2 separate regions of the Homo sapiens genome follow, and region 1 is linked to region 2. A link is a loop called in an ENCODE intact Hi-C map of the cell type or tissue named here. Cell type or tissue: endothelial cell of umbilical vein. All regions are shown on one strand. Links, peaks and the distances in the headings refer to the core of each region. The heading gives the core; the rest is flanking DNA.

Region 1 (17,102 bases), core at 8,121-13,120, 220 kb before region 2:
TTTGTTTTTTCATTCTTTGTTGCTTTCTCTTTTTCATTGTTTGTGTCCCTTTCTTATAGCTTAGGCCTTCTAAAGGTACTGCATAATTGGTCAGTGACATTGAAAGAAGTTTCCAAGTTTCCACTGTAGGGAAGAGCTTTGGGGCAGAACCTCAGAGGACAGTGAAGGCTAATCAAACATGCCAGCCACAACTGTCTTTGTTTTTCTGCAACCCAAAGAAATGCCTTATAGATTCTTGGTATTCTGTTGTAAACTTAACCAGTGTTATTAAACTTTATTTTAGGAACTGCAACCATGAATGAAGAAAATATAGATGGAACAAATGGATGCAGTAAAGTTCGAACTGGTATTCAGAATGAAGCAGCATTACTTGCTTTGATGGAAAAGACTGGTTACAACATGGTTCAGGAAAATGGACAAAGGAAATTTGGCGGTCCTCCTCCAGGTGTGGATTTGTTTACAGTCTTTTAAATTTAATCTTTAACCTCGTCATGTAGATTAGATGTGTATCCCCACAAGTATTCCAAACAATAGCTCTCTCCTTGTAACTGCTTTAAGACATTTTTTTTTTTACTGTTGAGGAGAGTTAAATTATAAATGTTATTCATGTCTTACCATTACATTTTTTCAGCCCTGCTCTTCATCTAAGAAGCAGTTGAGAAAGAAGCTGGGCTAGGTTGAGAAAGAAGTCAGGATTAGGAAAGTAGGAAAAAGGGTGCTACTCTAGGTGTTAAAGAGGAGATCATCTGGGGAGGAATTTGAAACAGCAGTGAGTAAGTGAGTGGTGTTTAAACTAGAAAACCAAATGGAAACAGGTAAATAGAATGTTCGACTTTTCTACCAATAGTCAGTACAATTCCTTTGCCCGAAACCCTTCAGTTTATCACACTTAAAATAAAAATCTGGCTTCTGGGTACCTCAATGGCTGTAGCACTTACCACTTTCTTCCTTTCTCACGTACATGTTAGCTGTACAGGCTTCCATAATCTATGTTGCTCTGACATAAAAGCGCTTGCTTTTTCTTCTTTCCAAATGCCCTTTTCCCAGATAATCCTCATGGCTCACTCCCTCATTCTATTCAGGTCTCTGCTTAAATCTCACGTACCCAGAGATTTGCCTGACCACTCCCTTGATTTTCTTCGTAGCACTTAACCACTCACTTGTTATCTCCCTTCTCTATTGAATATTAGCTTCATAAGGGAAGGGGCTTTATTTTGTCCACTGTTGTATCACCAATACCTAGAATTGTGAGTGGCACATAGCACAGCAAATTTGTTGAATGAATATATGATTGAATAGTGAGTACAAATATCCAATTAGAATTTATGTGTCTTTTCATTTTTGTCGTTCAGGTTGGGAAGGTCCACCTCCACCTAGAGGCTGTGAAGTTTTTGTAGGAAAAATACCTCGTGATATGTATGAAGATGAGTTAGTTCCTGTATTTGAAAGAGCTGGGAAGATATATGAATTTCGACTTATGATGGAATTTAGTGGTGAAAATCGAGGTTATGCTTTTGTGATGTACACTACAAAAGAAGAAGCCCAATTAGCCATCAGAATTCTTAATAATTATGAAATTCGACCAGGGAAGTTTATTGGTGTGTGTGTAAGCCTGGATAATTGTAGATTATTTATTGGAGCTATTCCCAAGGAAAAGAAGAAAGAAGAAATTTTAGATGAAATGAAGAAAGTTACAGAAGGAGTTGTAGATGTCATTGTTTATCCAAGTGCAACTGATAAGACCAAAAATCGTGGTTTTGCATTTGTGGAATATGAATCTCACAGAGCTGCTGCTATGGCAAGGAGGAAACTAATTCCAGGTAAACTGAAAGGTTGTTTTTCAATATTAACATTATTACAAATATGGAGAGATGATAGTACATCAGGGATCAATATTATCAAAATACTAATGTCACTTAAAGAAGAGTAAAGAATTGTTTGAGTAATGAAGTAAAATAAATTACATGATTCTAAAAGACAAGAAATTGTTCCAGTAAAATGAGTCCTATTTATGATATTTTTACTGGATATATACACTTTGAGCTGTTAATTGTTGTTTAATAAAAATCCAAAGGGCAACACTTAATTCTTCTGATAAAGATCTATCTTTGAAGTGTATTTGTTCTATTGACTCTGAAATTACATAGTAAGTTTTAGTTATTTACTTTAGTAAAAATTTTTGTGTGAATAGGAAACAAATGCTTAACCAAATTTATTGATGTGTAGTTGAGTTTCTGCTTCTCTGGGGAAACAGTTTTACTGAACATCTTTACCTTTTATTCTTTATTTTAATTCTCTTCAAATTATTATTTTTTTTTTACAGGAACATTCCAACTATGGGGCCACACCATTCAGGTAGATTGGGCTGACCCAGAGAAAGAGGTGGATGAGGAAACCATGCAGAGAGTTAAAGTTCTTTATGTAAGAAATTTAATGATCTCAACTACAGAGGAAACAATTAAAGCAGAATTCAATAAATTTAAGCCTGGTGCAGTTGAACGGGTAAAGAAACTTAGAGATTATGCTTTTGTTCACTTTTTCAACCGAGAAGATGCAGTGGCTGCCATGTCTGTTATGAATGGAAAATGCATTGATGGAGCAAGTATTGAGGTAACACTAGCTAAACCAGTAAATAAAGAAAACACTTGGAGACAGCATCTTAATGGTCAGATTAGTCCAAATTCTGAAAATCTGATTGTGTTTGCTAACAAAGAAGAGAGCCACCCAAAAACTCTAGGCAAGCTGCCAACTCTTCCTGCTCGTCTCAATGGTCAGCATAGCCCAAGTCCGCCTGAAGTTGAAAGATGCACTTACCCTTTTTATCCTGGAACAAAGCTTACTCCAATTAGTATGTATTCTTTAAAATCCAATCATTTTAATTCTGCAGTAATGCATTTGGATTATTACTGCAACAAAAATAACTGGGCACCACCAGAATATTATTTATATTCAACAACAAGTCAAGATGGGAAAGTACTCTTGGTGTATAAGATAGTTATTCCTGCTATTGCAAATGGATCCCAGAGTTACTTCATGCCAGACAAACTCTGTACTACGTTAGAAGATGCAAAGGAACTGGCAGCCCAGTTTACATTACTTCATTTGGGTAAGTTTAAAAATACTTTAAATGATGTATAATATGAAATTAGGAAATACTGTAGATTATTTTTAAATTCATTTATTTTGAACTCAACATTAGTGGTAAGTATGTAACATAAATTTTATCTCAATTTTATAAAGTCATGATAACTTTCTTGAAACTTGTGCCCTGTAAAATCTTCCTACATTTAGCTTTTCTTTTTTTTTTTTTTTTTTTTGAGAGATGGAGTCTTGCTTTGTCGCCTAGGCTTATGTGCAGTGGCATGATCTTGGCTCATTGCAACCTGTGCCTCCTAGGTTCAGGCGATTCTCCTGCCTCAGCCTCCCGCGTAGCTGGGACTACAGGCACGTGCCACCATGCCAGGCTAATTTTTTGGCTAATTTTTTGTATTTTTAGTAGAGACAGGGTTTCACTGTGTTAGCTAGGATGGTCTCGATCTCCTGACCTCGTGATCTGCCCGCCTCGGCCTCCCAAAGTGCTGGGATTACAGGCGTGAGCCACCGCACCTGGCCTACATTTAGCTTTTTAAGCATTAACCTGTGGGAAAATTTGGTTTTACTGTAGTGTTCATAACCCTGTTTTATTAATTTATTGTTTTTTTAATGACTAATTCTCAGTTGAAATAAAAATTTTTTGTATAAGTTACAAGATATGTTCATTAAACCAATTTATTATAGAGTGTCCCTGCATCTTTGGTGAAGTCTACATAATGATCTTTTTGAGGGGCAGGGGATAGGGAGTTAGTAAAATCAGTGGGATTTCAGATGGGTCGTGTGTAGACACAGCTTTATGCTCACCAATCTGGAAATTTGTCATTATCACTCATGAAAGACAAAAAGCATCATTAAGAGATGTTTGTGACCATTCTCTTTTTAATTTCATGTTTTTCAAAAAGTAAATTTTCTTTAAAACGTTTGAAGGATAATTATGAAAGGCTTTGCAAAAGCATAGAAAGATATGCTAACTAAATATTTGACGTTGTGAAGGAAGAGACATAATATCACTATGGTGTTTTCCTACTTTCTGTTTTTTACTGTTAGGTTAGCCTCCCCCCTCCTCCACCCCCCAAAACCTGTTTATTTTTTAATGCGGCTATAGATTTTAGTGATGATTACTTTGTGTCCCAAATAATATTTATTGGAAGAGTAGTGGTTTCCTGAGAATCAAATAAAAGAGAAAGATCTTTTGAGTGTTATCATTGTTTCTTGATTATAATTGTGAAACTCTTCACTGAAAATTATTTTTTATATGGTTGCAGAACCATAGTACAGAAGCTTATATGTATTTAAAATTCATATTCTCAAGTTTAAGAGAAAACAGTCAAGAAAAACATTCTCAAAAGGGAGAATAATTTTTATATATTGTTTAGGCTTGCTTTTATATATTGTTTAGGCTTACCATAGCCACTGCCATAGTATTAGAAATTTTTTTTTTTTTTTTGAGATGGAGTCTGTCTTTGTCACCCAGACTTGAGTGCAGTAGCATGATCTTGGCTCACTGCAACCTGTCTCCTGGATTCAAGCAATTCTCCTGCCTCAGCCTCCTGAGTAGCTGGGATTACAGGCGCCCACCACCGTGCCCGGCTAATTTTTGTATTTTAAGTAGAGACAGGGTTTCACGACGTTGGCCAGGCTGGTCTTGAACTACTGACCTCAGGCGACCCGCCCTCCTCAGCCTCCCAAAGTATATTACAAATATTTTTAAGAGATTCTGATTTGGAGATATCAGCAAAACTTGTGGGACTAAAGGTAAGGTTCTGCTTGAAGACACATTTAAGCAGTGTCTTCAATTATTAGTTTGGAGATATTTGGGGATTTAGCATCATTGAAGCTAATAAATTCTTAGTTCTTATTTCTATTGATGCACAAAATAGAAGCCTTCAATTTTACTTTCAATAAAGACCATCTAAGTTAAAGATAAAATTGTTAGGTAGACAGCAAATAATTCAAATTAAGTTTCTTAGAGAAAAATGGGTCTAAATATTATTTTGGAGTGGGATGTAATTAGTTGCTGAGCAAGTTTCTCCCAAGATACTTGTGTCTGATCTACCATGCTAATACTGAAATATTTTTAAAATTTCTATCCTCCCTCATTCCCTTACACATAAACTTCTAAAATTCTTACAACATAGCCATATTAGTTTAATTTATGGCAAAATTATATGTAGACATTGTTTGCCCATTTCATAAAGAAGATTCAGATTCTATATGGAAGCAGAGCTTTTAACTCCCTTATTACCATAGTTAACTATATAGCATAGTTAAACCGATAGTTCCCTAAGAAAACACCTAATCAGGTACAATATTTTCAACTTAATTATGGTTAATTAGTGATCAAGGTAACATCAGTAAATGAAATCCTTAGTGGGCACATGCAGATTGCTTTAGTCATCTATTCCAGATTTTATCAACCTTGTATCAATGCTGATTTTAATAAAAAGTTGAACAATTTGTATTTTATGTATTTCCTCAATCTGTATTCAGGCTCAGAACAGTTAATATAATGTAAGCAAAATTCACATATAAACAAAAAGATTAAACAAAACCCTAGGTCCTATTTCGGTGGAGTACGCAAAGCCTGAGGTCTTGTCTATGGACAGTAACACAGAAATCCTTATGGTGCTTGACTACCTATGTAAGTGAAGATTGTTGAGTTAGAGGCAGGAAAATATATTTAGGCAGCTGAGAAGGAGAAAGAGAATTCAGGGAAGCAGAAGAGCCAGAGATCAGGGGTCTAGGAAACTTTGATCAGAAAACAAATGTCAGCCCTTCAGAGGTCATTAAAGTAGGGCCAGGAGCTGTAGACAGTGAGGAGGTTCTATGTTGCCATATGGCAGGTTAAGAGTAGATCTGAGTGTTGCCATAGCAGTGTTCTGGATCACTTTTTCCCTTCTGTTAATGTTGGAGCCTCTGGGTTTTAAAAGGTTGATGCCTTTCTAGTTACACCTTCTTTTAGTTAAAGGTAATAGGGTTTCATCAAATAGCTCAGAGTTGAGATCAATTGGTGGTAGTGGTGTGTTCTTGACATCCTAGTAAATACTTACGTAGTCCAAGGATTGAATTGTTTTGAAGTCTTGAGAGGTTGTTATTAGTTCCTAGAGTTTCTCAAACGAAGTTCCTTACCTATTAAGTCATCTTTTGGCTCTATTAAAGAATTTGAGAAGTCAAATTTTCTAGAGAATCCATTTAAGTACTGTTTTTAAGATATTTTCTTTGGGGATAGTAATTTTTTTTTAAGAATTTGCCTCAGTATCCTTATTTTAACCCTTTCAGTGTGATGCTATTTTGGGAATTACCATCCAATCTTAACCTTGATGATCTTTTACTATCATATGTGATATAAAGTCATTTTTTAAATTAATATTTTAGATCTCTTTAAGAGTGTACTTTTAATATCCATACAGTTTTGGTGTTACCACTTCTATTTCCCAAGTTTGAAAAATAAAAGAAAAAAAATTAGGCTTTGCTTAAATGGCAATCATTGCTGTTATGAAAAAAAATGTATGTCTTTTCAGGGATAACAGGCACCTACATGAGTACTAGAAGTCATGGAGTTTACTTCTGGTGAGCATTTAGTGATCTTACTAGCATCTCAAAAGTTCTTGGTTTACAGGTCCTTAAAATCAATTTTTAAAATATTTAGGTGTTTTTTTTGGTCCTATCTAAAGGAAGCTCTATTTTAAGCAAAATACCCTTAATAAAAGAAAAGCTGGAAGTTGGGGTTAATGCCAAAATAGAACCTTCCTTATCCTTTTTCACTTACTTAAAATTAGAGACTATCTTCATCTTCATAATGGCAAGGAATGACCTCTCTTATCTCACTGGAAACTCATTACCTAACCAGCAGGAAAAGAAATTATGGGCTGGGCGCGGTGGCTCACGCCTGTAATCCCAGCACTTTGGGAGGCTAAGGCGGGCGGATCACTTGAGGTCAGGAGATAGAGACCATCCTGGCGAACACGGTGAAACCCCGTCTCTACTAAAAATACAAAAAAATTAGCCGGGCGTGGTGGCAGGCGCCTGTAGTCCCAGCTACTCTGGAGGCTGAGGCAGGAGAATGGCGTGAACCCGGGGGGCGGAGCTTGCAGTGAGCCGACATCAAGCCACTGCACTCAGGCCTGGGCAACAGAGCCAGACTACGTCTCAAAAAAAAAAAAAAAAAAAAAAAAAAAAGGAAATTATGTATTTACTGGGTTATTTTTAGGGATCTGTAATCTGTAGGATAGTGAGTGAGTTTAATGGGTAGAATCCTGATATAGTTTGGACATTTGTCCCTGCCAAATCTCATGTTGAAATGTAATCCCCAGTGTTGGAGTTGGGGTCTGGTGGGAGGTGATTGGATCATGGCGGTGGATTTCTCATGAATGGTTTAGCACCATTCCCTTGGTGCTGTCTTCGCAATGGTGAATGATTCCTCACCACATCTGGTTGTTTAAAAGTGTGTAGCACCTTCTTGCTTTCGCTGTCTTGCTCCTGCTCTTGCCATGGGATGTGCCTGCCTCTGCTTCGCCCTCAGCCATGAATAAAAGTTCCTTGAGGCCTTCCCAGTAGCCTAGCAGATTCTGGCACCATGCTTGTAAAGCTTACAGAACTGTGAGCCAATTAAACCTCTTTTCTGTATAAATTACCCAGTCTCAGGTATTCCTTTATAGCAGTGCAAGAATGATCTAAACCAAATATAGACTGGAGGGTTAGAATAGATAGGTTCTATATTAAATATTTGCTATATGGAGATATCTTGGGTCATTCAGTATCACTTATTTTTAAGTAAGTCTTTTCTATCTTCACAATCTCGTTATCTGTTTAGTAATAAAGCAAACTATCAAGGCGAATAGTACTTCTCTTTCTAAAAGTCAACTCTGTTTTGAATCTGGGTCTTTCAGTATTGCCACTGCTTTTCTTTGGAGGATTCTTTGCATTGTAGAAGTGGAATAAACAAAATCAAGGAGATCAAGGAACGTCCTGGAGAGTTAGAGTTTTGAAGAAGAAAGTCCTGGAGAATACTTAGTGGAAAGAGGAAGGTAGTCTTATCTGTATTGATAATTCACCTTGTTGTATAATTTATTAGCAAATAATTTTAAGCAGGGCATCTCTTCTGTGTTTGTGTAATACTGATACAAGTGGTATTTTTTTCTTACTTGTATGGCTATTGGAAAATTTTTAAAACAGGGATGAAGAACCTGTCACTAACATGTGCCACTGATTTAATTTCATCAGATTTGTGTACTGTTGTTCTGGACAAAAATGATTAAGGTTGTTTTTTTTTTTTTTTTTTTTTTAAACAGGTCTTTTTGAAAGCCTCTTACATGCTAAGTGTGCTTTCCTAAGCATTCTGGAGCTAAAGATAAATAAAACATTGTTTTTTTGTTTAAGGAGTCACAGTCTAGTGATGAAGGCAGATACACAAATTCTTTGCATAGGTTATTTTGGGAGTAGAAGAGGAAAAAGGTATGCTTCCCTGACCTCAGTTGTAAACCCTTTGCAGAGTTTGTGTCAGAGAGGGGCACAACATGAGCAAACTCCTCTTAGAAAAATAGCATGTGGTGGTTTAATGGCAGGTAGTTCTGTATATTGTTTGCTTTCATAATTTCAGTGTGACTTAGGAAGAATTAAAGGAGTTGAAAAGATGTAAACATTAGTTAATTAAAATTTCATTAGTCCTGTTTCTTAAAACTTTGCTTTTTTTTCTTAGTGCAACTATGTTGGATATATCTGCTTTTCCTCTGAGCAAGTATTTTTTTCCCAGATGAATCCATCTTGATTTGTGTGGACCATTTTGTGTGTGAATATTCATTCTTACAATATCTTTTGTACTTACTTATTTCAGTATTCATTTTGTAATGGACTTGTATATTGCTTCTTATATTTGACTTTGAAATGGCGTACATCAGTAGAATCTTGCATTTTTTTCTGGTAATTGAATAGTATTTAGTAGATATATATTCTAAGCATGATAGTCGCTGTTAGCTTATCCTTTTTTTCAAATGAAGCTTTTATTTCTGTTATCACTTGTAAATTTGTTGTTGAAAGTTACACTTTTGTGAAAGTATACTATTGTGAGAAGTTTTAATCTGAAAAATATTTGGTGCTTTTTTTCTTATGAGCTATTATTATTTCCAGATTGATGGGCAGAAATGCAAAAATAAAAAATAATTTCAGATAAAAATATTCCAAACCATTGCTTTGAAATAAAGAGAAACTTTCTCCAGGTTTTTTTAACTTAAGAAATAATTCTAGGAGGCACTTAAGCCAAACATGAAATAATGATTCTATGATATTATAATGGAGTTATAAATTATAAATAGAAGAAAAATAATACTTTTCAGAATTTTTTTCCAGTTTTAACTACAGCTCTAACTTGGATGATACTATTCAAACTCATATTTTAAAGAACAAAGGTAATTTGCAAAATTTCTTTTAAAATTTACCTACTTAAATGAGAAATAGGCATCAGGATCAACATTTTACACATTTGTTTTCATATGACCAAGTGGTGACCAAAATTCCATTAACTCAACTATGTGTCTTTGACCCTCTGAGAGGGCTTAGTCCTCATGAAAATGTATTTGTATTACTCTTGAAGTTTACTTTTTTTTTTCTGAAAGACCATTTAAATGAACATTTAGCATTACTTATAATTCTCATCTTACAAACACTTGTATTAATGCACCATATATATTATGGAGTTAGTACAGTGAGAGAAGCAGCTTAATAGAATGATTACCAGAATAAAAGTATAAGAATTGAGAATCCTTTCTCAGCCATCAACAAATTGTGTGACCTTAGAATGGCAAATGAATTGTTTAGTCATTGGACTTCAATGTCCTCAGATCTAAAATATCAGGATTTTATTTAGTAAGTTTTAAGGAATCTTTTTTCTAAAAAGATTATGGTTTCATTTAAAATATGGTCAAAATCCTATGTAGAACCAAAAATAATACTTTAAAATATTTTATGTCTGCAGAGATACATATTTGAGTACAAGTAGTTTAAAACCAACAGCTGCTTTTGCAAGAAATAATCCATCAGTTTAATATCCCTTCCTTTATGGAATTCAAAGCTTATGCCCCCCTACTTCACAGCAGAACAGCTGGAAAAAAAAATAAATAAATAAAAGATTCAGTCAGTCAACTGTTTTATTTGCATAATGACAACTAATTGTTTTTCAGTTATTTTCTTCTCTGAATTTGCTAATCAATTACTATAGCCAAAACCAAGGTTTTTAGAAAACAAGTTAACTACTTAAAAGTTTGGAAACTAAATTTTCTTTTTGTAACAGAGGATCTAGGAAAATAATGATGTGTATCAAAACATGCCATGTGGGGAGTATCTGTCCCATAGGTTTATTAACTGATGAAGGTGATCCTTATTATTTTATTTACTTCATAAATCTATTTGATCATGCTTGATTCTTTACCCTATAACTTCTTAATGTCTGGTTAATACGGTCCTAAAATACTCCTTCTAATAAACTAGTTTTAATAGCAGCTACTGCTGTATTAATCTAATGTCTAATCTTATTTAATTCATATTTTTAAAAATGGTTTTAAAAATTTCCCTTTATGTCAGATGCCATTAGCAATTGTGTGTATATGTTAAATATACACACAATTAAATGTTAGTAGCAGTTCATAATTTTGCCACATGATGTCCCTAAATACATATTTTGAATGTAGCAGTTCATAATTTTGCCACATGATGTCCCTAAATACGTATTTTTAATGTGGCTTTAAAAGGAAATTTAATGTTACGTTGATTTGTAGCTCCTCTTTGTCTTACCTTTCTTTTTTTTTTAGAATCAGAAAAATCTCTGTGAAATGCTCTACTTAGTCTTCTTCAGCCTATCATGCCCTTATCTCTGCTTCCTGTTTAATATTTAGTAGACAATTTTTTATGCTGTAGCAGTGTAATTAAGTGAATGGACTCATGAATAAGGAGACAGAAGATGTAGAATGATGGTTTCACTATGGCGAATTTATTTTATGCTTTTAACTACTTTAAAATTCAGTGTTTCTTCCAGGCCTTTTAGGTAAAATCAAACATAGTATCTGCCCTTACTAGTTAATATCTGATATATCATCAATCCCAGAGCATTTCTTCCTCTTTCCAAGACCTGGTAGTACCTTACCTCCAAGAATGGTTCACTTTCCTGTGAAGCTTCAAAACAGAAGGACAATAATTAAAAACCTTAGTATCCCCAAATAATTAGAAACTTTAAATCACCAGAATATTAATAACTCCTTGGATTTTCATGCTCCTTAAGTGACAGTATTTGGTTAGAGATGTATTAATGACATGCGGGTCCTTATTTGTCTCATATATAGCAAGTAACATTTGAGCTATAAGAATGGCCTGCATATGAAATTTTATGTACACAATAGTTCATATTTTAAGAAAATAATTTGGGTAACTAAATAAATTTAGTTTGCCTATACATTGCTTTGATTCAGTAAATATAATCTTTGTACTACACTAATAATATTATCAGCTCTACTATAATTATGTTTATAACTTTGGATTAAAAAGTATATAAGAGTACAATCATCAGAAAACATCAATCTCTTAAACAGTTGTATTGCCTGATAATTTGGTTTTTGTACTTTGTTACTATTCTTGTGTGTTTAAACAGTATACCTTGATTTCTGTACACAAATTCAAGGGATTGGCACTTATTTAAATAAAATGTAAACCATGATATAAAACTCCACCTTTTTATAGAGTAGATAAATCTTTGTTGACCTATGCTTTACTTTTTCTTTTGTGCAATTTGATTGTCCTTCCATTATATAGTCTAAGGATGTTTTTATTAGAGTTACTTTTTTTCTTTGTACTTTTCTTTAATCCTGTTTTGTATATGGATTTTTGTAAGACCGAAGCCCATTTACTTAATTTTTTTCTTGTTAACTTTGTTTCAACAATACATAGTTCCAGTCTGCTTGTTTACTGGCCAGATTATGGGGTAAATGAATATCCACAAAATTTGCAGCATATGTGCCATGTATGTGGACGGCTTTTTTTTTCCTGCTGCTGCCCAGTTAATTTTTGGTCCAAGGGTGACCAAATCTGTAGTTACGAATTTATGAAAGTATTGGATAATTTGGGGCACAGAAGTTATAAGGTTCCAGGTGAGCCATTATCAATCTTTGGAAAACAGGTTAAGATTCTGTTCTGCACTATAAATAATTCAAGCAGTGAAATGCTTGTTAATTTAAAGGCATTTCACCTGTATATATGTGTGTACATGTGTTTCCTTGAGAGAATAAGAATCCCTTAAGGGATTCCTTGGTGTGAACTTAGGTGTGTGTATCAAGTATAGAAATAGTGATTATACCAGAACATTGAAACATTATTTCTTTTCACTTAAGAATTAAAGGGAAAGAGGCAATACTAAGCAAAAATATGATTGCTTTCACTGTGAAGGCACTCACTTAGTTTCGGAGAGGGATTTACAAATGAGATAGTAATGATTTTCTCTATTTCTTAATATTTTCCCTATTTTACTTAGTAGATTTAAGATTTTTAAGTTATTGTATTGAAATACATATATGTATGTGTGACTCTTCTATTTCTCACTAATATACTAGTGTTCTAAAACTCACTTTTATTGATTTTTTTATATCTTTACATTTTATTTTCTTATTTATGTATTTTTTTATTGTGATTTATGCTCCAGGCAGGGTGTTGCTACATTAGCTAATGTGGCTTGGGAGAAGGATGGACAGGGTTTTCATCAATCCTCTGAGGCCTTGGAAAGCAGCTTGATGATATCAGATGCTCTCATTTGAATTGATATATTGGAGAATGATTTCATTGCCTTTAGATTTAATCAGAATTTTTCTGTAATGATTTTTAATTTTAGTTTTTTTATTCTGAAATTATTTATAATGAGTTTTCTATGACAAAAACTTGTATAATCAACTCCCAAGTATTTAGATAGGAGGCATGAAAAATGGAAAGGAAATAATCTGAATATAGTTAGCTTACTTGTTTATCCTAGAATGCTCTTTAAATATATAGTATATTGATTCTAGAAATTTACACAAATTCAATACAAAACCCAGCTTAGGAAAAGTTGGAAAGATGTTCAGTTTCTCCTCCACTCAATTTCTTAACCTGCAGAGATGACATTGTTTCATACTGATGCAGTGCACTTACCTAAGTATTACATTAGTCTGCCCTCTGTTTTTTCTTCATGGTTTTTACTGGTAAGGGTAGGTTGTTCACTTTCATTCCTGCCTCATTCCACAAAAGATTTGAGGTGGCTCCTTAAAAATATGTAAAATACAAAAGGATTCAGATTTTAAATTGGAGAAATTGAGACAATTGGAAATTATGATTAGGAAAATAAAGCCAAGCAAAACCAAACAATAGGTTGTTTAGGGATAGATGATTATGAGGTAAAACCATAAAAATGCCAGGGAATTACTAACATTTAAAAGTTACTACTTGGAGGGAGAAATTGGAAAGGATTCAAAGGGACTTCTGAGGTACTGGTAATTTCCTATTTCTAAACCTGGGTGGTGAGTACATGTTTTCATTTTTTTAATTATGTAAGGCATACACATCTATATTGTATATATTTCTCTGTTTCTATATTTCATTATTAAATTGGGAAAAAATGAAAGCCAGCCAAGGGTGAGAACTTGTGTTATTTTGTCAAAATTGGAATAAGAGTCTTTCTACTCTAGAGAGTCTCAAATTAATATAACTCAAGGTAAAATAGGAAAGTTACATAGTATCAAGGCTAAATAATTTTATTATACTCAGACTATATTTGGAATGTTTTGGTTGCTTTTGGGCACCACAATTTAATTCAACCTTGACAACTTGGGTGAGCTTGGAAACGCCATAATATGTAATAGGACAGTGAACAACTGAAATATTTGGAGCTGTTTAGTGTGTAAATACTAATACAGAGGAAATGTGATTGCAGTTTTCAAATGTTTGAAGTGCTCGCACGTGGAAAAAAGACTTTAGTCTTTATCTTTGGAGCTCTAGGAAGTGGACTTAAGTCTAAAAGAGCAAAGTTTTAAGGAGGTAGATTATGGCTTAATATAAGTCAGAACTATCTAAGCCTTTCAGCTGCTAAAAATTCTCTCAGTACAAAACAACAAACAAAAATAATTTTTTAACATTTATTTTAAATCCATGAAATATATGGGGGAAGGAAAGAGTCTTTACTAGACTATTGTAACTCAGAATTATGTTCCCTAATACCACTTGGAATATAATGGCCTTGCCATTTTCAAGCCCTCTGAGAAATTTACTTTTTAATTTACTTTTTGCAAACTGATTAAGAAAGTTTGATTTGGGAATTTTTATTCTCGTAAGAATATCCCTTTTGCTTACTATTCATTCCTTTAGGCTTCTCATGTTTAGTTTATTAACTGGCAGATGGCTGATTGTTAAATCTTGTTAAAATGTGTTCCTTCAACAAATACTTACCTAAGGCTGTTTTGTGTAAAGTTATGAGGATCACTGTAGTGAATTAGACACAGTTGCTGCTTTCATAGACCTTACATTCTATTGAGACCAATATTCAGTTAGAGTTCTGATAAATGCTCTGAAGTAGTACGGGGTGTTATGAGAACATACAATTGGATGACCTGACCTAAACTGGTATTGGGGTCAGGAAATGGTACATTGCACTTTAGAAAGAATTTCAGGAAAAGGAAATTAAGTACTATGGCATAGCATATAGGCAACACAGGAAAAAAGAGTATGGCATTTCGAGCCAGATTTCCTGGGTTCACATTCTAGCTTCATTACTTACTTGGGAAAGTTACTTAACTTCTCTGTCCTTCAGTTTCATCATTTGTAAAATAGGAATGATGATAACAGTATCTCATAGGGTAATTACATGTATTAAATGAGTTAAAATTATAAAGGGCCCAGAACATTCCCTTTTATATATACTAAGTACCATGTAAATAGTGAAGAATAATTATTCAGAAAACAAATCCAAGATACCAGTTTCCAATCATATGTAATATAAATATTAGAAATAATAATAGTTAAGACTACATGTTAGATTTTGTGCTAAATGCCTTTATATGATGTATTAGTCTCACAGTTCCTTGTGGTAGATAGGATATGTGTGTGTGTGTGTGTCTGTGTGTGTGTGTGTGTGTGTGTGTGTGTGTGACAGAGTTTCGCTGTGTCACCCAGGCTGGAGTGCAGTGGTGCGATCTTGGCTCATTGCAACATCCGCCTCCCGGGTTCAAGTGATTCTCCTGCCTCAGCCTCCCGAGTAGCTGGGATTACAGGCATGTACTACAATGCCTGGCTAATTTTCATATTTTTAGTAGAGACGGGGTTTCCCTGTGTTGGCCAGGCTGGTCACTAATTCCTGACCTCAAGTGATCTGCCTGCCTCTTCCTCCCAAAGTGCTAGGATTACAGGCATGAATGAGCACGCCTGGCCTGTTGTAGATAGGATTTTAATGTTGACACTTCTTTACTTTTTTTTTTTTTTTTTAACAAACAGGCTTCAGTATGTTAAATAATTTGCCCAAGATCCTAGTTAGCATAAGAGGCTGTGCTCTTAACTGCCATCCTTTGTAAATTCACATGATTCCAATGAAAAACTGGTTTTTGTCTAATATTAAACATTTGGTAACAGACAGTGGACTTGTGAAATATTATTGGCAAATTATGTTTCTGTAAGTTAAAATACAATGAGATGGGCTTTCAGTCCTGCCTTACCTTTTTTCCAGAGACTATTTTGGCTTTAGGAAACCTACAGGCCCATGTACCAGACCCCACTCCATTGTAATGTTGACCTGAGACATCTGGTTGAATTCTGAGTTATCCTGAGTTAGAAAAATCTTGTAAACATATCTTGTTTACAAGGTAGCTTCATGATTTTTAAATTTACCCTAGGATCAGCATTGCCAGCCAATGAATGGCATGTGTCAAGGTGGCAGATGATATATGTCTTTCCCCCATCCAGATTCTAGACAGAACATCAAACAGGCAAAGTTTGTTTGTATCTATTTCCTGGTCCCCTGTTACTTGGTACTCATTTTACTCTGATTATATTCAAAACATCCCAATACATAGTTTAGCCATATAATTTATCAGTCCGAATAGGTTTATGCTTTTTCATTGTTACTTCCTTAGGAACCTATCATGGCTTGCTATTGTAGTATAATCAAATACTCTGAACTCCACATTCTCCTGTTCAGAATGCTGTACTGTTTGGCCCCACTTAACCTAACCGTAGCCATACATTTCCTGCTGTGATCATCTGAATTTGCCATGCTCATTGGTAGGTCTAGGCCTTTCCCATTGCTGTGCACTGTGCTTAGAATATTCTGCTTATCCTTATATACTTTTATATTAAGCTGTTATTGGACATAGTAACCCAAAATGACTTTTTCTTTATGATATTACTCAATAATTTTTATATTTTTTATTTACTCAAAATTTTTCTTCCATCAGTGTATATAAAGCCAGTGGACTGTATGATTTGTTGTTATTCCCTGCATTATATGGGTGAGTACTGTCTCCTTTAGTACTCAGCATATGGTGCTTTCCAAATAATTTAAAGCAATCTACATGCTATAAAGTTAAAAGATAAAGATTACAAGGAAAGATACATTTCGGCTGTGCTTTGAGCAGAAAGAAGAAAGGATTGGGAAAGAAATATATGAGATAGGAAGTTGACAGGTATAAACACAGGCATGGTTAAATTATGAATGGTGGTTAATGGGCTGAAATATCTGTGTATATGTCACCAAAGTAAAAATTACCAGTATATAATTTTTAACATGCTAATGTTGGAGGTTTCAAAATAGTAGAAACCCCTGAAATATAGACAGGGGCATATGGATGATTTTATATTGGATATGTGTATATTATATATATGTATATAAATTTGTATAGTGGAATAGGAGATTAAGGTTGTAATTGTTATTTTTAAACCCTCTGAGAAAACCTTTGTGTTTATATCAACCAAATACAGTATAGAATATAATGATTTATGTGCAATTTTTAAATTTC
Region 2 (17,102 bases), core at 4,565-9,564:
TCTGCTTGGTGCAGAGCTGAGTTCAATTCCTGGATATCCTTGTTAACTTTCTGTCTTGTTGATCTGTCTAATGTTGACGGTGGGATATTAAAGTCTCCCATTATTATTGTGTGGGAGTCTAAGTCTCTTTCTAGGTCTCTAAGGACTTGCTTTATGAATCTGGGTGCTTCTGTATTGGGTGCATATCTATTTAGGATAGTTAGCTCTTCTTGTTGAATTGAGCCCTTTACCATTATGTAATGGCCTTCTTTGTCTCTTTTGATCTTCGTTGGTTTAAAGTCTGTTTTATCAGAGACTAGGATTGCAACCCCTGCCTTTTTTTTGTTTTCCATTTGCTTGGTAGATCTTCCTCCATCCCTTTATTTTGAGCCTATGTGTGTCTCTGCACATGAGATGGGTTTTCTGAATACAGCACACTGATGGGTCTTGACTCTTTATCCAATTTGCCAGTCTGTGTCTTTTAATTGGAGCATTTAGCCCATTTACATTTAAGGTTAATATTGTTATGTGTGAATTTGATCCTGTCATTATGATGTTAGCTGGTTATTTTGCTCGTTAGTTGATGCAGTTTCTTTCTAGTCTCGATGGTCTTTACAATTTGGCATGTTTTTGCAGTGGCTAGTACTGGTTGTTCCTTTCCATGTTTAGTGCTTCCTTCAGGAGCTCTTGTAGGGCAGGCCTGGTGGTGACAAAATCTCTCAGCATTTGCTTGTCTGTAAAGGATTTTATTTCTCCTTCATTTATGAAGCTTAATTTGGCTGGATAAGAAATTCTGGGTTGAAAATTCTTTTCTTTAAGAATGTTGAATATTGGCCCCCACTCTCTTCTGGCTTGTAGAGTTTCTGCTGAGAGATCAGCCGTTAGTCTGATGGGCTTCCCTTTGTGGGTAACCCGACCTTTCTCTCTGGCTGCCCTTAACATATTTTCCTTCATTTCAACTTTGGTGAATCTGACAATTATGTGTCTTGGAGTTACTCTTCTCGACGAGTATCTTTGTGGTGTTCTCTGTATTTCCTGAATTTGAATGTTGGCCTGCCTTGCTAGGTTGGGGAAGTTCCCTTGTATAATATCCTGCAGAGTGTTCTCCAACTTGGTTCCATTCTCCCCGTCACTTTGAGGTACACCAGTCAGACATAGATTTGGTCTTTTCACATACTCCTATATTTCTTGGAGGCTTTGTTCGTTTCTTTTTATTCTTTTTTCTCTAAACTTCTCTTCTCACTTCATTTCATTCATTTGATCTTCCATCACTGATAACCCTTTCTTCCAGTTGATCGAATCGGCTACTGAGGCTTGTGCATTCATCATGTAGTTCTCATGCCATGGTTTTCAGCTCCACCATGTCATTTAAGGACTTCTCTACATTGGTTATTCCAGTTAGTCATTCGTCTAATCTTTTTCAAGGTTTTTAACTCCTTTGCAATGGGTTCAAACTTCCTCCTTTAGCTCGGAGAAGTTTGATCATCTGAAGCCTTCTTCTCTCAACTCGTGAAAGTCATTCTCCATCCAGCTTTGTTCCGTTGCTGGTGAGGAGCTGCATTCCTTTGGAGGAGGAGAGGTGCTCTGATTTTTAGAATTTTCAGTTTTTCTGCTCTGTTTTCTCCCCATCTCTGTGGTTTTATCTACCTTTGCTCTTTGATGATGGTGACGTACACATGGGATTTTGGTGTGGATGTCCTTCCTGTTTGTTAGTTTTCCTTCTAACAGTCAGGACCCTCAGCTGCAGGTCTGTTGGAGTTTGCTGGAGGTCCACTCCAGACACTGTTTGCCTGGCTATCAGCAGTGGAGGCTGCAGAACATTGAATATTGCTGAACAGCAAATGTTGCTGCCTGATCACTCCTCTGGAAGCTTCGTTTCAGTGGGGTACCCGGCCGTGGGTTGTCAGTCGGCTCCTACTTGGGGGTGCCTCCCAGATAGGCTACTTGGGGGTCAGGGACCCACTTGAGGAGGCAGTCTGTCCATTCTCAGATCTTAAACTCCATGCTGGGAGAACCACTACTCTCTCCAAAGCTGTCAGACAGGTACTTTTAAGTCTGCAGAGGTTTCTGCTGCCTTTTGTTCGGCTATGCCCTGCCCCCAGAGGTGGACTCTACTAAGGCAGGTAGGCCTCCTTGAGCTGTGGTGGGCTCCACCCAGTTCGAGCTTCCTGGCCGCTTTGTTTACCTACTCAAGCCTTAGCAATGGTGGGCACCCCTCCCCGAGCCTCACTGGCCCCTTGCAGTTCCATCTCAGACTGTGTGCTAGCAATGAGTGAGGCTCTGTGGATGTGGGACCCTTTGAGCCAGGAGTGGGATATAATCTCCTGGTGTGCCATTTGCTAAGATCACTGGAAAAGTGCAGTATTAGGGTGGGAGTGACCCAATTTTCCAGGTGCTGTCTGTCACAGCTTTGCTTGGCTAGGAAAGGGAATTCCCTGACCCCTTGTGCTTGGCTGGTTTTTTGAAAAGATCAACAAAATTGATAGACCGCTAGCAAGACTAATAAAGAAGAAAAGAGAGAAGAATCAAATAGATGCAATAAAAAATGTTAAAGGGGATATCACCACTGATCCCACAGAAATACAAACTACCATCAGAGAATACTATAAACACCTCTATGCAAATAACCTAGAAAATCTAGAAGAAATGGGTAAATTCCTTGACACATACACCCTCCCAAGACTAAACCAGGAAGAAGTTGAATCTCTGAATAGACCAATAACAGGCTCTGAAATTGAGGCAATAATTAATAGCTTACCAACCAAAAAAAGTCCAGGACCAGACGGATTCACAGCCGAATTCTACCAGAGGTACAAGGAGGAACTGGTACCATTCCTTCTGAAACTATTCCAATCAATAGAAAAAGAGGGAATCCTCCCTAACTCATTTTATGAGGCCAGCATCATCCTGCTACCAAAGGCTGGCAGAGACACAACCAAAAAACGGAATTTTAGACCAATATCCCTGATGAACATCGATGCAAAAATCCTCAATAAAATACTGGCAAACTGAATCCAGCAGCACATCAAAAAGCTTATCCACCATGATCAAGTGGGCTTCATCCCTGGGATGCAAGGCTAGGTCAATATATGCAAATCAATAAATGTAATCCAGCATATAAACAGAACCAACAACAAAAACCACATGATTATCTCAATAGATGCAGAAAAGGCCTTTGACAAAATTCAACAGCCCTTCATGCTAAAAACTCTCAATAAATTAGGTATTGATGGGACGTATCTCAAGATAATAAGAGCTATTTATGACAAACCCACAGCCAATATCATACTAAATGGGCAAAAACTGGAAGCATTTCCTTTGAAAACTGGCACAAGACAGGGATGCCCTCTCTCACCACTCCTATTCAACATAGTGTTGGAAGTTCTGGCCAGGGCAATCAGGCAGGAGAAAGAAATAAAAGGTATTCTTAGGAAAAGAAGAAGTCAAATTGTCCCTGTTTGCAGATTACATGATTGTATATCTAGAAAACCCCATTGTCTCAGCTCAGCCCCAAATCTCCTTAAGCTGATAGGCAACTTCAGCAAAGTCTCAGGATACAAAATCAATGTGCAAAAATCACAAGCATTCTTATACACCAATAACAGACAAACAGAGAGCCGAATCATGAGTGAACTCCCATTCACAATTACTTCAAAGAGAATAAAATACCTAGGAATCCAACTTACAAGGGAAGTGAAGGACCAATTCAAGGAGAACTACAAACCACTGCTCAACGAAATAAAAGAGGATATAAACAAATGGAAGAACATTCCATCCTCATGGATAGGAAGAACCAATGTCATGAAAATGGCCATACTGCCCAAGGTAATTTACAGATTCAATGCCATCCCCATCAAGCTACCAATGACTTTCTTCACAGAATTGGGAAAAACTACTTTAAAGTTCATATGGAACCAAAAAAGAGCCCACATTGCCAAGTCAATCCTAAGCCAAAAGAACAAAGCTGGAAGCATCACACTACCTGACTTCAAACTATACTACAGGGCTACAGTAACCAAAACAGCATGGTACTGGTACCAAAACAGAGATATCGACCAATGGAACAGAACAGAGCCCTCAGAAATAATAGCACACATCTACAACTATCTGATCTTTGACAAACCTGACAAAAACAAGCAATGGGGAAAGGATTCCCTATTTAACAAATGGTGCTGGGAAAACTGGCTAGCCATATGGAGAAAGCTGAAAGTGGATCCCTTCCTTACACCTTATACAGAATTAATTCAAGATGGATTAAAGACTTAAATGTTAGACCTGAAACCATAAAAACCCTAGAAGAAAACCTAGGCAATACCATTCAGGACATAGGCATGGGCAAGGACTTCATGTCTAAAACACCAAAAGCAATGGCAATAAAAGTCAAAATTGACAAATGGGATCTAATTAAACTAAAGAGCTTCTGCACAGCAAAAGAAACTACCATCAGAGTGAACAGGCAACCTACAGAATGGGAGAAAATTTTTGCAATCTACTCATCTGACAAACGGCTAATATCCAGAATCTACAATGAACTCAAACAAATTTACAAGAAAAAAAAACATCAAAAAGTGGGTGAAGGATATGAACAGACACTTCTCAAAAGAAGACATTTATGCCTCCAACAGACACTTGAAAAAATGCTCATCATCACTGGCCATCAGAGAAATGCAAATCAAAACCACAATGAGATACCACCTCACACCAGTTAGAATGGAGATCATTAAAAAGTCAGGAAACAACAGGTGCTGGAGAGGATGTGGAGAAATAGGAACACTTTTACACTGTTGGTGGGACTGTAAACTAGTTCAACCATGGTGGAAGTCAGTGTGGCAATTCCTCAGGGATCTAGAACTAGAAATACCATTTGACCCAGCCATCCCATTACTGGGTATATACCCAAAGGGTTAGAAATCATGCTGCTATAAAGACACATGCACATGTATGTTTATTGCGGCACTATTCACAATAGCGAAGACTTGCAACCTACCCAAATGTCCAACAATGATAGACTGAATTAAGAAAATGTGGCACATATACACCATGGAATACTATGCAGCCATAAAAAAGGATGAGTTCATGTCCTTTGTAGGGACATGGATGAAGCTGGAAACCATCATTCTCAGCAAACTATCGCAAGGACAGAAAACCAAACACCGCATGTTCTCACTCACAGGTGGGAATTGAACAATGAGAACACTTGGACACAGGAAGGGGAACATCATACACCAGGGCCTGTTGTGGGGTGGGGGGAGTGGGGAGGGATAGCATTAGGAGATATACTTAATGTAAATGATGAGATAATGGGTGCAGTACACCAACATGGCACACGTATACATATGTAACAAAACTGCACATTGTGCACATGTACCCTAGAACTTAAGATATAATAAAAAATATATATTAGATATAAAAAAATAAAATGTATATAGTGGTTCTTTCTGGATATGGGATTATGGGTGATTTTGATCTTATTAAACATATTTCTTAAGTACCCTTTTTCATAACTTTAAATATTTTGAATAATTTTTCTATAATTATTGTCTGAAGCTTTTACAATACCATGACTTATTTTTATAATCTGTACAAACAACAAAGCTTTTTAAATGAAAAAAGTCCCTGAAATTTTAAGTTTTTGAAGCTGCATCAGAATGTCCCTGCACCAAAGTAGCTGAGCCAAAGTGAAAGCTTCAAGCTGGCTTTGTCAAATGACATGTCCTCTTCTTTGTATTGTGAAGGAGACTGTCAAATCTGGATTTACTATACCTGAGTTAGATAGGACTTGAACCTCAGGTCTTAGAGACCAAGCCTCAGCTCTTACAGAAGGAAGATCTAATTGTACCTCAAACTAACTTGCTGTTCTTATTTTATACAATGATTTTTTTTTTGGTTAAAATTATTTTAAAACAGTATAACATTATACTGTTACTTTTTCTCTTATTTTGTAATCCTTAAAGTGGAAAAATCCATCCCGATCATCTGAGACAAAGCTAAATTGCTTGAACAGGGATTTGCCAAGACCAAGGACCTTCTTCAGTCTTATCTCTTACCCTTCACCCTCAACCACCCCAACCCCACCCTTCTACTCTGAGTTCCAGTTATGCAGATTGACTTTCAGCAATTTGAGCACACTTCAAGGCTTGCTCTCACAGAACTTCTCCATCACTTTCTCTAGGCCCCTTTATCCTATCCTCATTTTCTTCATAGCATTAATATACAATATCAGAGTAAGAAACCTGATATATATAAACATATATATTTATATGGCTATATAAATTTATATATGGCTATATAAATATATATGGCTATATAAATATATACATATATATATTTTATATTGATATATATAATATATATCTTATATGGATATATATCCACATAAAATCCATATAAATCCATATATATCCATATAAAAATATACATAATATGGATATTTAAAATATATATAATATAGAAAAACAATATATATTAATTATAAGTAATATTTTAATATTAATAACCAATAAACATTACTGATGTATAAATAATATATATTATATACTATATAAAAATATATACTATATCTATTATTATCTGATTTTTTTGCCCCATCCTTATCCTTATCCCAGTATATTGCAGTTGTGTGTGTATCTATTTATATCTACTTTCCATGAAGGCAGATGATCATGTCCACCCGGTACACCACAGTGTCTCCACTGCTAAACAGCAGCTGGCACATAGCAGAGATCAACACATATTTTTTGTTTTCACTAATTACTTGCCATTCTTCTAACATCAAATGTATTTTCAACCTTCTAAGCTTTTGATAATACTAGTTTTTAGATTCAAAATACTGTTTTTTCACTTTAATTTGACATACCTACTTTTTGACTAAGCCAATTTTTCCCACGTATGTTGAAGAAGTACCTTTGCCCATGGTTCTCAAACTGCAACCAGGCACCGCGGAATACCACACACGGTTCACAGGGGGCGCTGCAGGGTATTCTAGAGTTTTGAGGGACATGCGGCAACTTCAGTGGATATCATGTGAACTGCTACTTGTGGCGGTTCACGGTTTCACACTAGATTGTACTACATTCCTTTCAGTGATGTTGTATGTTTGTGAAGCTGGGATTTAGTGACTGCTGTGAGAAAAAGCAAGGGCCGTATGAAAATGGATGTGGGACAGAAAATGAGGGTGTCAGTATCCTTGTTAATTCCAAACATTGAGAAGGGACACAGTACCCACCAGGCACACATCTGTCACTAATGCTAGCTGAGATTGAAATAAAAATACTGTTTTTATCTTTTAAAATATGTGTATTATTTTTAAACAGCTACTAAGCTGTTGGGACATACAAACTTAATAAGTTGATTAGTATTCCAATTTCAATCATTTAGGTCAAAATTCACAGAATTGAATTCATTTGATTATGCCTCTATTGTTTCAAATTGTCAAACATTTATGGGGTTATCAGTTTTTTAGTCGATCGTGGTCCATTTTTAGTACCACATTGATGAGGTCTTTTCCTTTGTACCCTCTTCCCTTCCTCCCCTAAGCCCCAGCTCTATCCCCTGCTTCTCCTCATCTCTCTTTGGTCTGCGTGAGTTTCCTTTTATACCGATTAGCACGATTCTAAAAGATCTGCTGATTCTGACTCATTTCCCTATTAACTAGTGAAGGGCATGATCTAGCTGCATTTTCCCATGTGTTGATCAGAGCTGAAAGCCCTATTAAATGAAGGGAAGTGTACATTTATCACCCTCCCCCGGTATGCTCTATCCTTTTGTTTGTCTTATGCCTAAGGAATATCAGTTATCATTGACTACTTTATTTTGGTACAAAATGAAGAACAGGCTCTCAAATAATTAGCTTGTTATGAGCAATGATCAGAAACTTTAGTTCTTGCTTCACAGCAATTATTTCATTAAACTTCATCATCAGACTGCAATCATCCTTTTAGCATCAGATTCCAATAAAGGTAACAGTCACCACGTGTTTTCTCTTTTCTACCTTCAAAGTGACTCTTAATTAGGGCAAAGGAAACACTTCTCGGCATACCCGCCACCCACTGCCTTTTGCTGCACTTCTGTTCACTCCCACTTGGATCGCTTTGCTTCTTCCATACCTCCCAAGTCTAGAGTGGACTCTTCAACCTCCTCAGTCTATGCCTGGACCCACTGCGTCCCTTCAACAGAGCACACCTTTACCATCTAGTCCTCAGTGTGTCTGTCCTATGCCTAACCGCACCCCATCCCACTCACACATACCACCCTCTCTTTGGCCACTCTGTCTACTACCACTTTCTCTAGTTCTCTTAGCAAGAGAGACTGAAGGAATAGGATGTGATGCATATCAACAGGCTTTTCACAAGACACGAATGTGTCCATCTATCCATGTACAGAGGAATCAAGAGGTGCACATGGGATTTTGTGGGAGAGAATCCAGGAGAGATAGAGCAATGATTCTGAGAAGCTATAGTTCTAGCACTATTCTAACTTGGGATTGGACAGAAAGAAGTGATAATGATATATTTTCAAATAAAAAGTGACCTTTAGTTTTCAATAATGGAATCTTTTGGCTAGCTTTCAATTATTTATTATTCTCACAAAGTTTTGCTGTTTTTATTTTATGTTTTTGGCAGCCAGGCATTTGCTTCCTTGGCACATCTGGTCAGCAACTTGCAATGACTGTATTGTCTTTCCTCATTGAGAATATTAATGAAAATAATTAGAACGATTAAGGAAGTGTTGCCCTTTTAGACAAGTTAGATAATGGGTTTCAAAAGTTTTTCAAATTAAGTAATGCTCATTTAGCTTGCTGAGTATTCCACTTAATGGCTAAGACACAAAATGAATGAGCATCATATGTATTTGTTATCATTTTGTTTTAACAAAAGATTTGAGATGTACAATCAGATAAATGGCCCCAAATGTTTATGTGGCTATGTTTTTGTGTTTTTTGTGGCATACAGCTATACAACAACATTGGCTTTCCTTCTCTTATTTTTACCCATAGCACTTGTCTTAATCTATGATCAGTAACAAAGAGACCTTATTTCAACAGGCCTGGGATTCGTGTCTTTTGATTGTCCACCAGCAGAAACACAAGTGATTCGTATATGTTGAAGAGACACTGATGTGTTATTGGAGTTTTCTCCTCCCCCTCTTAACCTTTTCTGATCTGTCCCTTTTGCTTATTTGCATCTTGCTCTCTAGTAATATTTGTTAACGCTATTCCTGTGGTCTATATATGATAAGTGTTAGCTTATTAAGATTCGTGGTTTGCTTTCTGGTTACTTTCTTTTTTTTTAATTTCAAAATAATTATTGACTCAATGATCTCCAGATTTCTTAGCTTCCTTCTTCCCTTTCTTTCCCTCTCTAGCTTGCTTCATCCCTTTCTTCTTGTCACTCTTGTCATTTTTCTGTCTTCTCTTTCTCCTTTCTTCCTTTCTCTCTCCCTGCCTTCCCATCTTCCTTTTTCCTCTTCTTTTCTTTCTCCCTTCTTTCTTCTTTCTGTCTTTCCTTGCTCCTCCTTCCCTCCCTCCCTTCCTTCCTACTTTCCTTCCTTCCCTCTCTCTTTTGTCTTGTCCCTTGCTTATCATTCTCTGATATCATTGCTTTATAGTCATCATGCACTTAAAAGAAATGCTAAGTCCTGTGTGACTAACGACTCAATTTCTTCTAATTGCTAGCCCTTCAATTCTAGTATGGAGATACTAGTAAGACCTTTTTAACTAGGGAATTCAGAGACATTTTAGGCAATCTACACCAGAATACAAATTCATTCTTATGCCGATCCAGAAGTTTAGAAGTAATGATTGCATATATGGTGTACCACATAGCTTTCATGTCAAACAGCTAAGAGGATAAACACCAACATTGCCATGGGAAATTTTATAATAGATTTTCATATATTCTGTTTGGGTTTTATTATTGTTTAATAGTTTGTATAACTATGTGAACATGTTTTTAGACCAAGATTTTTCTAGTTTTGTCTCATGAATAAATATCAGGTACGTTTCCCTAACATTGAACACTGACAGAAAATATGAGTATAATTTGTTCCTGAGCTGCTACTAATGTGAAATTCCTATCATAAGAGAGACTGTATTAGTATTATATTTTTGGCAAAAGAGTAAGCCTTTTAGAAATCGAAAGGGTGTGGAAATTGACAGCAGCTGACAGATACGGTTTGTGTAATAGAAATTTTTAGTAATAGGTTTTGTGTGGCAGTTCTTCACAACAAAGGGACAGTGTAAGTCTAACTTCTTTTTAATTCAAATGTCAGTTGTTAAGAAATGGTTGTGATATAAAGGTAAAAGTAATACCAGGTTATTATTTATACTTTGAAATTCAGCTTTAGTTATTTATTCATTTATCTTTTTTAGACTGCATTTTCTATTTTTAGATGGACTCTTGCTCTGTTGCCCAGGCTGGAGTGCAGTGGCACAATCTTGGCTCACTGCAACCTCTGCCTCCCAGGTTTAAGCAATTCGCTGCCTCAGTCTCCAGAGTAGCTGGGATTACAGGCACGTGCCACCACACCCGGCTAATTTTTTGTATTTTTTTTTTTTTTTTTGGTAGAGATGGGGTTTCACCATCTTGGCCAGGCTGGTCTTGAACTCCTGACCTCATGATCCACCCGCCTCGGCCTCCCAAAGTGCTGGGATTACAGGTGTGAGCCACTGCATCTGTAGACTGCATTTTCTTAAGAATATTCCAAACGTTTCCATTGCTCCTGAACACATATATTAAGGCAAGAATCATATATTAGGAACTAATTAAGAGGGAAATGTTTTAAAAGATCTAGTGAGGGACACTGTACTGAGAGTGAAAATCCGTAAGTCAAAGTTCTGGGCTTCTTACTTTTGTGTATTTGGCAGAGTTTGATTAAGCTGTGTTTATGGGAAACAGGAGAGGCCAAACAGGAGAGGTAAAGTGGGAACATGGGTGTTTACTTATGTAAGTTTGGGCTACATTAACATCGTGTTACCTTGTAGTTGACCAACAGCTCAACAAAACACCCTCAGTTATGTTCTGCCTGCTTATAAGGCTTTTGATTTTAGCTTTTCCCTTCCTAATCCAGAATCCATTTCCATAGAAACACAAGTAAGAAGAGCATCATGAGAGCAATTTGTCTGCTTCTGCTTCCATTTAAATGGAAATGGAATTTACAGCAGAAAAAAACAGAGAGAGAGCTTTAATAAGTAATATTTTCAAATGCACCCTTTAAATTTAACCCTCTCAACTTATAAAGTAGCTAAAAAATTGAACTATAACAAGGCAATTTTATACCTGGGCAAGTCATAAGGCTTGCACTTAAGCTAACAGGCTCCTGACCTTGAAATGCATTCTGGTGTCAGCTACTGTTCCAAACCTCTGTACCTTTTGTATCCTGAGGCATGTTCCATCTCTTCCTAGAGAGACCACCAAGGTGGGTGCGCGAGTGGTTACTATGGGTGAAGTAACTTTGGATTCTGCAGTACCTTTTTGTCTATTTCCACATCAATAGAATGTTTCCACTTTTTATGCCTTAAGCATATTCTGCTGCTGTATATTTGAAATATTAGCTGAGCACAAACTATAGGCCAGACATGGTGAAAAATGTAAGAACTTTACATTTTAACTTTTATTTTTATTTTTTATTTTTTGAGACGGAATCTTGCTCTGTCGCCCAGGCTGGAGCGCAGTGGTGTGATCTCGGCTCACTGCAACCTCCGCCTCCTGGGTTCAAGCAATTCTTCTGCCTCAGCCTCCCGAGTAGCTGGGACTACAAGAATGTGCCACCATGCCCGGCTAATTTTTGTATTTTTAGTAGAGACGGGGTTTCACCATATTGGCTAGGATGGTCTCGAACTCCTGACCTCGTAATCTGCCCGCCTCGGCCTCCCTAAGTGCTCGGGTTACAGGCGTGTGTCACCGTGTCTGGTCCATTTTGCCTTTTGAAGAAAAAAATGTCTTGCTCAGTGCTGAATAAACAAAATGTTTGTTGCTGGTCAATAAAGGAAACAAAATTGATTGGCAATATGAACAACATATGGCATATATGAACTGTTAAAAGTCACTTAGTTCATTTCTCATTTTAAAAAGATACTTTGCTAAGCATTTTGAGGTTATTTTCCAAGTTTTTATTTCAAGAGTATTTTTTGAATATTTTAAGTTACACAATTAAAAAAAAACAACCTAATTTCTAGAGAAGTTAAACAAAACCCAATATTAAACACGACAGATTGTAGTTCTTTTTACTTTAGTTGGATGAGTTAAATAGATTTCTGACTACAGTCACTGGAAGTGTTAGGGTTTCTAAGAAGCCAGAATCATCTTTATGGATGATATGGGAGGGGAGTGCGAGGAGGGAGAGATGACAGAGTTTTGGGGGAAAAGAATGATGGCTTTCTAATGTAATGGAGAAATCCATTTGAGAAATAGCCAGTAAAAAAAAAAAAAAAAAAAAAAAAAAAAATATATATATATATATATATATATATTTTTTTTTTTTTTTTTTTTTTTTGAGACGGAGTCTCGCTCTCTCGCCCAGGCTGGAGTGCAGTGGCAGGATCTCGGCTCACTGCAAGCTCCGCCTCCCGGGTTCACGCCATTCTCCTGCCTCAGCCTCTCCGAGTAGCTGGGACTACAGGCGCCCGCCACTACGCCCGGCTAATTTTTTGTATTTTTAGTAGAGACGGGGTTTCACTGTTTTAGCCGGGATGGTCTCGATCTCCTGACCTCGTGATCCGCCCGCCTCGGCCTCCCAAAGAAAATATATTTTTTTAAAGGCAAAGTGAAACATAAAAGATTCTGTCTCCTTCCCTCCACAGTACTCACTACTTGATCTCCAAGGGAGAGAGAAAAAAGCATTTTGTACAGGAAACGTCACCAGGAATTTTACAGGCCACACAGGGAAGGAAAACTGCCTTGCCTTGAATCCAACACAGCAGGGACCTGGGCACTGACTGGAATAGAGAACTGAGTTCAATGAAAGGTTTGTGATTTAAAAGTCCCTACCTTGTGTAAGTATAGCCTGAGACTGAGTAGTCTTTGAAATTTTATTTTTTTGTCCTAAAAAAAAGTCTGGGTCTGATCCTAGACACCTCACAAGTAGATCAGTAAAGGACAAAGAATATAAGAAAAGTCCCAGACAAGAAAAGAATGACATTCCTCTTAGCTAATTACATTTTATGAATACCCTAGAAATTAAAATTATTATTTAATATAAGGCTGTACTACATTTGAAGCTGTGTTTTATTTATAGTTTGCTACATTCATTTATGCTTAAGTTAGCCTTAGCATTTTTACTTCAGGGGAACATGGCCCAATTTAAGTAATAATTGCTCATAGTTTGTTACAAGTTCTACCAACAAATTCTTCCTAAAATTTTTTTCAGTATTTACTTATTCCCCGTGGAAAGGTACACAATAAAGGCAGGGTCCTGCACTGCTCATGGCTCTGTCCTAGAGCCTATAGCAGTGCCTGACACAGAACAAGTACTTCCTGTTTGTGCAATGAATGAAGAAAGCACAGGGATGCTTTTCGGTATTGTTAGGGAGAATCTCAAACCGGGAAACTCTAACTGATATTTTTGGGTGACATGCTCATGTCCTCAGTGTGCATAATGGACAAGCACTAATGTGCCATCTGCACGAAACTTATCCAGGTTTAGCTTTGTTGCACCTAGATGGTGCCAGGTTGCAAAGAACATGAGCTTCAGGGTCACACAGACCTGAGACTGCTGTGTGCACACTGCTCACTAATTGGGTGACTTTGGTAAAATTACTTCATCTTGCTGGGCCACATGTTTCTAATTTGAAAACAGAGAATCAACCTCAGTGGCTTGTGGTAAGGATTACATGGCACGGAACAGTGCCTGGCCCAGGTAATGAGATGATATTCAAACACAGAGTAGGTAGATCCCCAAAATGGCTCAATTATCTTCATCTTCTCTTTGCCACTGAGGGCTTTATGAGGTTTTAGAGCCCTGTGATAGTACTAGATCTGATTTTTTTCTTTTTTTTTTTAGACAGAGTCTCACTCTGTCATCAAGGCTAGAGTGCAGTGGCACAATTATGGCTCAATGAAGCCTCAACCACCCGGGTTCAAGTGATTCTCCCACCTCAGCCTCCCAAGCAGCTGGGACTGGATTTTTAAAAATCCCACATAGAGTGACAAAATCCAAAATAGTGATGTGCTCTAGATTTTTTTTTTTTTTAATTCAATCCTGAAATGGGCTTGGGCTTCAGTACTGAAGAATTTAGGTTGTGTTGGTTTCCATTGTCATCATTTACCCTGGGGCTGCTTCATTATGAAATGATTCAATAACCTGTTTTCATTTTTCCTACCCCACATTACCTCTAAGACTCCTGGCAGACGCTTTGTCTGACCTGGTTTATTTCCTCCCCAAACCCATGGTTTTCATCTGTGTCCACTTCCACACCTGCTCAGGCCACTTCTCTGTCAGTACTGCACTTCCCTGTCTTCTCCACATGGCCCATGAGGCTTCCCAGCTGCTGTTTCACACTGATCTCTCTTGCCTCTGGCCTCCCATGCCCTTTCCCGCCTGCTGGCCACTATCCTCTGTTCCTTTGCATTGTTCTCCAATTATTTACCGAGTGCAGAGATCTTAGTTCTGAGGGTGCAAACATTTTGGGTACAAAGACCACGACTAGCATTTAGCACAGAGTCTAGCACATGGTAGGGACTTGACAGATTAATATCTGAATTGATTACTTTGTATGTATTGGGGATTTTTCTTTTTTGAGACAGGCTCTGGCTGTGTCACCCAGGTTGTAGTGCAGAGGTGCGATCACAGCTCACTGCAGCTTTGACCTTCTTGGCTCAAATGATTCTCCCACCTTGGCCTCCGGAGTAGCTGGGATTACAGACATGTTCCACGACACCAGGCTAATTTTTAAAATATTTTTATAGAGACAGGGTCTTGCTGTGATGCCCAGGCTGGTCTCGAATTCCTGGATTCAAGTGATCCTTCCACCTTGGGCTCCCAAATTGCTGAGATTATAGGCATGAGCCACTGCACCTGTCCTGTATTGGGGATTTTCCTCCCACACTATCAAGAACTGTTCAGGTAATCTAGCAGGTATTTAGTGGGCTGAAGAGCATACAAGAACCTCAGCCTGGGTGGCCCAATTTATACCAGTTTGCTGGAGCAAGTAACATATTTGTGACTTCCCAGACAAATAAATACCCCATTTTCCATTATACTGAAATTGTATTGCAATGTGATTTTCCTCTACAACTTTCAGAAGATTTAGGAGCTCCTTATTTCAGCAAGTAGATGAATTGCTCTGCTTCCCAAGAGAGCTGCGGCCTCCAGGAGCAGCCATTTTTCTTCCAAAGCATTTCTCTGCCTTTGTTCATTGTGAGATTAAAAGAATATATTGAAAAGATTATTTTTTATTAACACTCTATGGTGTCTCTGATGAGGCTACCACATATAGTTTGAAGAATGACGATGGAAACTGTGAAATGATGGGCCATTAGAGCAGGGTCCTTTTTGCAGAAAAGGCAGCGTGAGGATTTGATGGTGTGAGACAGCATCCCACTCCTGTGTCCACTACTTGCTCAACCCCAAAACAGGTGCCACGAAGGAACAGAGGCAGCCACCCAGACAGATGAAAGGCACCATCTTCCAAAGAAACATTTCTTTTCCCTTTTTTGAAAAAAAATTGATACAAAATTTTTACGTACCTATAGAGTACATGTGAATATTTGCTGCATGCATAGAATATGTAATGATCAAGTCGGGGTGTTTGGGGTACCCATCGCCTTGAGTATTTATCATTTCTATGCATTGAGAACATCTCCAGTCCTCTCTTCTAGCTGTTTTGAAATATACAATACATTGTTGCTAACTATTGTCACCCTAGTCTGTTATGCAACATTGGAGCATATTTCTTCTATCTAACAGTATGTGTGTACCCACTAACCAACCCTTCTATATCCCCCAACATGTCCTTCCCACCTTCTGGTATCCATCATTTTTGTTTCCGTCTCTATGAGATCAACTTACTATTTGGCTATAAAAAAGAATGAAATCATGTCATTTGCAGCAACATGGATGGAACTGGAAGATCATGATGTTAAGTGAAAGAAGCCAGGCTCAGAAAGACAGATACCTCATGTTCTTATTCACATGTGAGAGATAAAAAAGAAACATTTCTGTTCACATAAATAGTTTTCACCTGGAGACTGACTATAGCCCTGCAGTTTGATTTCATCACATTTCACTGTGTTCTGTGCCACCAGGTTTGTTCCTTTCATCCTAGTCTGGACTTATTTCTCCAGTTTCTAACTTAGATTCATTGATGTAAAGTTATCATTCAAAAAGGGGCCATGAATTATCATGATGTGTAGGTCTCATACCACGGGTCAACTCCAGTTAATTCTTAAGAACTGTCTAATACGCTGGGTAGAGAAAGACTCATAGGTGTTCTCTGGGCCCAGAGGGAATAAATGTCAGGGGTAATTAGAAGTATCTGTTGGAAGAGGGAGGGGCTGGTGACTCTTGGGAAAAACATTTCTCTCTCATGCCAAAATCACTAACATTTCTGACTTAAATCTTTAAAACCAATTATTAATTTCCTTGCTCCTCATAGTGTATATATCATAGCATAGGTACAGTGCCCCAAATGAACATAACTGAAAGTGACCATCTTGTTTTAAAAATATTTATGTAAAACATTTTTGCCACATGGCCAGAAAAAAATTCTAAAAGTGCATAAGTTGTAAGATGAAAAGTAAAATTCTCCCTCCCTGTCCCTCCCGGTACCACCTCCTAGATCCTCTCTTCAAAGCTAATGTTAACCAGTCATTGAATATCCATCTTCAAAAATGCTGGAAGAAGATTCAATTACAAGTTTTCCCTCTGAGCCTCTTGCAAGTTGCTAGGAGCTGTGAAAATTTAACATATGGTTCCTGTCCTCAGGAAGCACACGATCTAGCTGATGAGAATAGCATGCGGAGGACGTGTGGCAGGAAGCACCCAGGGAGCACTGCGGAGGCATTTGAGCTGGGCTGAATCTGACGTCACTCTAGTGGCCATGTTGCCATAACAATTCTGTCTTCACCCTCAGATGTGCTGGCTTTCATGCAGGAGGCTAACCCCTTCTCCTGCTTGCTTTCTGCCAG

The links. Peaks named below come from ENCODE experiments on the same cell type or tissue, not always from the same donor. Only the 100,000 strongest peaks of a DNase experiment are listed, where the experiment ranks them.
Region 1: it touches region 2 in a loop (6-fold over the local background); 1 of 110 quality-filtered maps calls a loop at or near these places.

Annotation. Positions count from the first base shown.
Region 1 is chr4:154,796,459-154,813,560 of GRCh38, forward strand. RBM46 (RNA binding motif protein 46) reads left to right here. Exons shown (of 5, transcript NM_144979.5): 2 at 284-445; 3 at 1,353-1,820; 4 at 2,324-3,106. The coding sequence starts at 295. Among named protein-coding and RNA genes, the nearest start is that of RBM46, 24 kb to the left of the region's middle. In endothelial cell of umbilical vein, for the core only: a CTCF peak has its summit at 10,779; a DNase peak (open chromatin) is centred at 10,773.
Region 2 is chr4:155,019,288-155,036,389 of GRCh38, forward strand. No RefSeq gene overlaps it. Among named protein-coding and RNA genes, the nearest start is that of NPY2R-AS1, 180 kb to the right of the region's middle. In endothelial cell of umbilical vein, for the core only: a CTCF peak has its summit at 6,937; DNase peaks (open chromatin) are centred at 6,994 and 7,634; H3K27ac peaks cover 1,182 bases.